Regions from separate parts of the Homo sapiens genome. Here region 2 is linked to region 1. The links are chromatin contacts, found by Hi-C in ENCODE. All regions are on one chromosome and are shown on one strand. Each heading gives the region's core, a stretch centred on a gene start or an enhancer-like site at or near the end of the contact. The rest is flanking DNA. Distances are from core to core; before and after follow the strand shown. Region 1 holds the start of PDE1C (phosphodiesterase 1C). Region 2 holds the start of AVL9 (AVL9 cell migration associated).

Region 1 (3,900 bases), core at 1,065-3,564:
CATCTGTGGTCACCTACAGAGCCCTTTCTATAAAGGTGTCATGGTAATATATTGGTATGAAAATCCAATTATGGTTTGAGGCTTTCTAAAATGTTGAAAGAGCAGCTTCCTTTCTCTTACTGACAATCTGTTGTGTGGACAAATATGCACACACCCTTCCTTCCCCTAAGGGTTTCTATTTTGTGGACGGCAAAGTGTTATTCCAAGTTGTGGACTGCAAAAATGTTATTCCAAGTTGTATAAAAGAGTGTGTGCTTTGGTTTCCAGAGTCTTTAGCTATTTATTCTAGCACTGCTGTTATGTTTAAAAAGAAGAAGAAGAAGAAGTGGTAAGGATCACATACTGGTAAAAATATGTATAATAATAACAAATAATAGCATCTCCTTTTCAAATTAGAAAGTGAAGCTATAATCACCCCACACTTTTCATGTTCAAAAGCACTAGGTTCTGAGTAGATACAAGAGACTAGAAAATGAAAATGTAGTTACATTACACTGCAACACCTTGGAGAGAGAAGCCTAGCAGATATGAAACTGAGAAAGCTACACGACGCAGTGTTGTAAGTGCTAATGCTTTTCCACACAAGTTCCCGCCTCAGCATTGCTGATTTGACCAAACACTTGTCTCTAGCCCAAATGTCTCCATGGAGTCGGTTTAAATTGAAAAGCAGTCCAAGAGAAGAAGTTCCTGGGTGTATGGATATGAATCCCTCTAGTCAGCATGGCAAGGAATCCAGCTCGACAACGCTTTCACATTATACACTTTGGGCCCAGACTTTGTGGACACAACAAACTTTCTGTGTGCAGCACAATACAATCGGACGTAATGTTCACTAAATATAACATGAGATTACTGTAAACACCACTCCGAGAGCTGCTGCGTTGCAGGCATCTAAACTGTCAGGAAAGCCTGCCAGCCAGAGACAAGGTTTCCAAATAAATTTACAGTCTCCACTAGCGGTGGCTAGACAAGTCAAAAATCAAATTATTTGGCATGGTTTCCCATTGAAATCAATGGCAATGAAGCTCACTTGGACTATATATGGAATGGCTTTTATAAATTGCACCTGTCAATAAGGACCCCTTAAAGAAACACATACTACCTTAATGCTTCTCCTTAGAAACTTTGAATATCAAGCTAACTTAGATCAACACATTTTTTATTTGTCTTTTGTTTGTGTGTGTGCTTTCAAAAACAATAACAGCAGCAAAACAAACAAACTGGCAGGAAGCTGGTTTTCCCATCAGTGCCCTTGTTAGAAACAGAATGTCTAGAGAATATGCTTGGAGAAAAGCCATATTTTTAAACCACACTAGATATCTGATGCCAAATGACTGATGAAAGTAGTATCTAGTAGTAATGGAAGGTGTCTTTGGGACCTGCCCAGTGACTGAGGAGCAAGCTGTGAATATACAGCTATCCCTCAAGCTCCTGACTGGAGTGACCAGCAGTTCACTGATGATGAAATATTTTTACAGAAAATACCATGTATTTTCAGGTCACCTCTCCTCAGTACCCAAAAACAGACAGAACCCAATGAAGTGAATGAAATTCAGAGATCTCCATCCATCAGGGCAACTAGAATTCTGGCCACTCTATTTCATTGTTCAAATATTGCAAGAAAACCCCAATATCGTTTCTGCCCCCCCTTTCTCCACAAGAGCCTTTCCTTCTAGTAAACATTTCTCCACCAAAAAGAACCCCAGGAAATATCAGAAGTTCGACTGGGCTAAGGAGAGGGAAAAAAGAAATGTAGCAGCCAGAATGCATGTTGAATTTTAACTGTTGGTAAGTTCTTGGACCACCTGCCCAAGTGTATGCAAGCAGTTTGCAGAGAAAAATTCTTCCTTCAATTAAAAGTCCCTGTCTGGGTCTCAAACTTTTCTCCCTGGGCAAAAAGGATCAGAAACACCTCATTGAGTATTGGGCCACCATAACTGACTCATCAAAGGACATCTCTCCTTCCCCCCAAAAAAGCATGACTTGGAACAGCAAGGCATTCTAAGACAGAAAGACAACCCTCTCTGTGTTGGAAGAAAAGTAGCAGTGACTGTAATTAACAGAGCAGCAGTTGTGGAACTTCTAGGGTTGTATTTAAAGGCCCATGCAGGAACAGGGTGAGCAGTCGTGACTGCGGCTGTGTGGTAAAATAAGGATGGGAGCGGGAAATGGGGCAGGAGAAGTAAATAGGTATACTTACAGCCCGCGGAGCCGAAGCCAGATTTTCTCGATCTGTTCCGGTTGCAGGTATTTCAGAGAGTTGCTCTCAAATTCTTCAATCTCCTTGGTTGGCGACTCCATAGCTGCAGGTAGGTGACCACTGGCGGTGAAGCTGAGATAGTTTGGGCTGTCCCCTCCCCGTCTCCTCGCCCAGCTCGCGATGCCCAGCCAGGCGCGGCGCGCGTTTGCCCGGCACTTTCTCGGCGCGCTCCCCCTTCTGCGCCCCCAGACTCCGACTTAGAGCGGACTCCGATCGCGGCAAACCATGGCCCCAGGTGCGCTCCGGAGGCAGCTGCGGGAACCAGCCATGGTCCCGGGCTAATGCCCAGGGATAAGCACAGGGATAGGGATAGAGATAGGGATTGGGATTGGACTCCAGCTCCAAGAGAAAGCACCTCGGGTCTATTCGTATTCTCCCCCTACCCCCAAACAAAGCCACAGAAGCGATCAGCGCGCAGCTAAAGGGTTTGGAGGTGAAAAGGAGGGCTGGGTGGGGAGGAGAGAAAGTGAGAAGGGAGAGAAAAGCGGCGGCTGAGCAAAGCGGGAGCCGGCGCGGGCGGTGGGGCCTGACCCGGACGCCGCGCACCCGGCTCCGCCCCGCGCCCAGCGCCCCGCTCACTCCCTGGCCGCGCCTGCCTTCGCGCCCCTCTGTTTTCTCTCACTTACCAGCAGCTCTGCTGACAAGCGAGAAAACTGACAAGTGAGAAAAGTCGTCTGTCAGCGCCCGGGCTGGTGTCTGGGCTGTCACCGCGGGCGCGGAGGGAGGGGCGCGCGGGCACCGCCGTCTGCCGGGCACACGCTGGGCTCCGACCCCGGCCGGGCACACTCACCCCCGCAGGGCAGCCGCGGCCACCACCGACCTGCGGAGCTGCGTGGGCTTCCGGAACCCTCACCTCAACAAGAGCTCGGCTCCGCGCGCAAGTAGGAGGGAAGGGAAATCCTTATCCTCCCGGGGCCAGGGCACGCAGAAGCCGCGAGGCTTCGCGGAGGTTGGGCCTGGAGGTCCCCCACAGCCTCACTCTCGCACCCGCCACAGAACCGGATCCATTTTGAAATATTGAAGCGACTGATGGGGACGAAGGGAACCACACACCACACTCAAAAACTCTTGATGTTTTCTTGCTAAAGGGGCTCTCTCGCTCGCGCTCTCTCTCCTCCCTCATTCCCTCCCTCCCTCCCTTTCACCCCCCCACCCCCATCTCTCTCTCTTGTGCGGAAGAAAAGGAGAAAATATACCAATAGTGAGGAGGTAAGTTTCTTCAGATCAATATCACACGCTACTCAAGAGGGTCCCTCCTGGGTGCTGGCTGGGCGGCTGTGGATGGTGACAAAGTTTCAGCTCCACAAAGCTGCAACTCACTGTCAGGGTTCCCCTAGTTCATGAACAATGTCAATAAGGTAGAATGCTCTGGAAGAACGGGACCAGGTATGAAGTTGGGAGTCAGGGAGGGAGGACAGATGAAGAGAGGAACCAAAGACTGGGGGAATCCATGCCCAAGATGATTGCAAGCGACATCACAGAAGGGTCCGTCAAACTTCCTTCTAGGTGAAGCCACCACCAGGGGCTATTTCAAACCTGGCTCTCAGGGTTCCTGAGATTCAGGGTGGGGCATGCCCTATACAGTATTTTTCCTCAATGACAGGTAATACTTCTTTCCATCACACTCTCAGAATTATTTT
Region 2 (3,919 bases), core at 1,403-3,902, 430 kb after region 1:
ATAAAATACATGTAACTACCAAAGGCTCTTCCATGTATTATATGTTCAGAAAGGCATTTCTAATTTTCTCCCTCGAGTTAAATTAGAAATTTTATTATTTTCCCAATAGACATTTGTCCTTGTGGACAATATCTTGTTAATGAATTTATTCTACATTAATACAACTCATTTAAAACATAATGTAAGATGTGCATGGTGGCAGGCAACTGTAGCCCCAGCTACTTAGGAGGCTGAGGCAGGAGGATCCCTTGAGCCCAAGAGTTTGAGGCCAGCCTGGGCAACATAGCAACACCCCATCATATTTTATTTATTAATTTAGAGACAAGACCTCACTCTGTTACCCAGGCAGGAGTACAGTGGTGTGCTCGCGGACTCAAGCAATCCTCCCATCTCAGCCTCCTGAGAAGCCAGTACCACAGGCGCGTGCTACCAAGTCTGGCTATTTATTTTTTATTATTTTTTGTAGAGATGAGGTCTCATTACATTGCTCAGGTTGGTCTCGAACTCTTGGACTCAAGTGATCTACCCACCCTGGCCTCCCAAAGTGCTGAGATTACAGGTGTGAGCCGCCATGCCCCACCTATATTCTAAATTCTTAAGTGGTCCAGTCTGTGTATTTAGAGATGAAAAAAATCCTGGAAATTCCCTTGTTCACTTTCTGTCTCAATTTTCCCAGTAACTAACTTTTTCTTTCTCTCTCTCTCCCTTTCTTTATTTTTTTGAGATGGAGTCTCATTCTGTCATCTGGGCTGGAGAGCAGTGCAGTGACACCATCTCAGATCACTGCAACCTCCACCTCCCGGGTTAGGGTGATTCTCTTGCCTCAGCCTCCCTAGTAGCTGGGATTACACACACCACCATGCCTGGCTAATTTTTGCATTTTTAGCAGAGATGGGGTTTCACCATGTTGCCCAGGCTGGTCTCCAACTTTTGGCCTCAAGTGATCTGCCCGCATCGGCCTCCCAAAGTGCTGGGATTACCAGCATGAGCCACCACGCCTGACCCTCTTTTTATATATATCTTTTTTTTTTTTAGAGGAAATCTCGCTCTTGTCCCCCAGGCTGAAGTGCGATGGTGCAATCTTGGCTCACTGCAACCTCCACCTCCCGGATTCAAGCAATTCTCCTGTCTCAGCCGTCCGAGTAGCTGGGATTACAGGTCTAATTTTTGTATTTTGTACTAGAGAGGGGGTTTTACCATGTTGGCCAGGCTGGTCTAGAACTCCTGACCTCAGGTGATCTGCCTGCCTTGGCCTCCCAAAGTGCTGGGATTACAGGCGTGAGCCACCACACCCGGCCCTTATATACATCTTTAAAAGGTGTTCAATTAGACAGTAATTTTAGCCATGCCAATTGTGGAAAATATCAAGACAGGTTATATCAAGAAAATATTAATAGTTAACACATCACACAGCTGACAGCTCAAAACAGTTAATATATTAAGAAAACAGTTAATATATTCTGCATACAGGGAGCAATATAGTTTTACACAGTTTTCTTAGCCAATGCCAATAATTTTGTAATACAGAAAAGAAATGTATAGCAGCATCTTGAAAAATGTCTGCAGTATTAGCATTAAAACAGTTCTACTGAATCACAGAAACTAAATTTGATTTAGGAAGCCTACTGTTTTTCTCAGCTATGGTTAGATTAGAACAGAGCTCCTTACTTTTCAAGACCAGAAGTGCAAAATATCACAGTTACTGTAGTAATCTCGAATTCTATTTGAAGCAGACACCTATCCTTTAGGTTATTTGAAAACTGTCCTAGATAAGACTTGTTAAATCTTTTCTATAATGCACTTTAAATTGACATGAGATTCACTGCTTAAAAAAGAATTGTAGTACAATCAGTAAAGGAATTAAAAAACCCTGGTGACAACAGAGCCCATATATTTTGTATTGACCAGAGTACTACACCCAAAATGAGATGGAATGAAAAGAATATTCTTATAAAATCGCAGGACTAGAATAATCATTTTACACGTATCCAAGTAAACTTCCTTTGTTGTCAAGGATATTCTGTTTCAGGTTTTAAATGCGTCTCAGATTCCTACACATAATATTTAAACGAAGAAAAAAAAACTCTAGAAAGAAACAAACAAGAATTCTCGAGTAAGCAAGTAATTTAAAGGCTGAATACACAGATACGCAACCTCACCAGTATGCTCCATGTTACTACATATTTAAGAATAAGGACGGGGGCCACAGAGGCAAAGGCAAGGAGGTGAAGGAATCGGACACTCGGAGAGTGAACCGAAAAGATGTGAAAAAGCAAGGAAAACAGAAGAGAAGAGGGAAGTGGGAAAACTTTGAGGAAAAAGAGAAGGCAAAAGAGAAGGAAGTGCTTTGAGATTGAATCCAGGGAGGAAAAAGCAGGTGTGCCACGCCGCACCTCCAGGTCCCGCGGACACCACAGGCTCTGCAAGCCCAGCCGCCCGGGTCACGTAAGCCCCACCCCGCCGCTCCTCGTCAAGTCCCACCCGGACCCGCCCTCCCCCCGCTCCTCCCCCCGCTCCTCCCCGCCCCACAGAGTCGATCTCTCCTCTCCTAGACCCACCCCGCTCCCCCAGGCTCCACCTCGGCCTCTCAGACCCCGCCCCGTCAGGGCCCTCCCGGCCTTGCCCAGCCCTGCCTCGCCGGCGGCGGCCGCCGTGTCAGGTGACAGCCCGGAAGCTGCGGAAGCGGATGAGGGAAGGGCGGCCGTGGCCCTGGGGGCGGCGGGAGCTGCTTTGCCTCCACCGATCTCCCTGTGCGGCCCTCATGTGCTGTGCTCGCTGACACCCGAAGTCCGCGGCTTTCCGCACACGGTGGGGTCGTCAGACCCGCTGCCCTTGGCGGTCGAAGTCGTCGTGCGGGCCCGCGGCGGCCGCCCATGGAGAAGGCCAGGAGAGGCGGGGATGGCGTCCCCCGGGGGCCCGTACTGCACATCGTGGTGGTCGGATTTCACCACAAGAAGGGCTGCCAGGTGAGGAAAGGGCCCGCCCCCGCCCCCAGCCGTTCGGGCGTTCGCCCCTTCCGGGGCCCCCCTGCCCTGCTTCTGTGTGCTCAGCTCGCGTCGTGCAGTCCTCCCCACAGCGCCTGCGACCCTTCGCCTCTCAACCTGACTCCTTTTGCAGCTCCTCCCACCCGCCCCACATGAAGCCCAGCCCCCACAACCTCTTCCTTCTGCCCCTGAAAAATGGTTGAGCAGCGGAGGAGCTGGTTGATACGTGTAGGTTGTAGGTTTTTAACTTCTGCTTTGGTGGAGTGGGAGGAAAGCATCGAAGACCGGCCCCACTCTCTTCCCCGTCCATCATTGTCTCCACTGGCTTTCTGGGTGTCCACCTATAATGGGAGTCTAGAAAAATTCAGTGCTTGGACTCTGCTTTCAAGGTAATAGGCTCAGTGGGCTTGCATACTAATGCTTCAGGTAGCTTGCAGCACATGCAGCCTCCGTAGAAAAATCAGCTTCCTTTGTTTATCTGATGGAAGCCTTGGAATCTCTCCTGTTAGGTACGGTTGTCGATTGACTTTGCCTCCCCCTTCCCATTGGTCCTTAGTTTTGCTATTTCATCTTCTCCAGATTTTGCCTTTTGGTGAGAGATTAATCTCTCCATATCAACCGCAATAAGAGAAAGTGTATTACCAAACCGTTCAAATATAAAGGCGTTTTTCAGCAGCCTCACTGAATCATTAATGCAGCATCTGAAATGGAATATTTGCAATCTATGTATTGAAGGCAAGAGAACAAAATAGAAACAGGATTATTTAATGAGCAAGCAAACACTGGAAGGGAATGATGTCATAATGTGCTAGTGAACAGTAAATTGAAATGCTTTTTTGAAGTATTAAAAATAGTAATTGCCACCACTAGCTAATGAAGCATTTAGTTTCTTGCATTCCACAGGAAATGTAACATTTTAGAAGACTTATTGGCAA

The links. Hi-C counts contacts between places; a loop is a spot of excess contacts on that map.
Region 2: a loop to region 1 is called in a map of chondrocyte, with 2.2 times the contacts of the local background. The contact joins the promoter of AVL9 here to the promoter of PDE1C in region 1. A Hi-C loop is called at or near these places in 1 of 168 maps with a recorded cell type or tissue (chondrocyte).

The regions. Positions count from the first base shown.
Region 1 is chr7:32,068,093-32,071,992 of GRCh38, forward strand. PDE1C (phosphodiesterase 1C) reads right to left here and starts at 2,315. Exons shown (of 18, transcript NM_001191057.4): 1 at 2,201-2,315. The coding sequence starts at 2,301.
Region 2 is chr7:32,492,837-32,496,755 of GRCh38, forward strand. AVL9 (AVL9 cell migration associated) reads left to right here and starts at 2,653. Exons shown (of 16, transcript NM_015060.3): 1 at 2,653-2,966. The coding sequence starts at 2,874. It also overlaps a transcript of LSM5 not described here. RefSeq lists enhancers at 2,167-2,376, 2,450-3,248, 3,249-3,919 and a silencer at 2,467-3,116.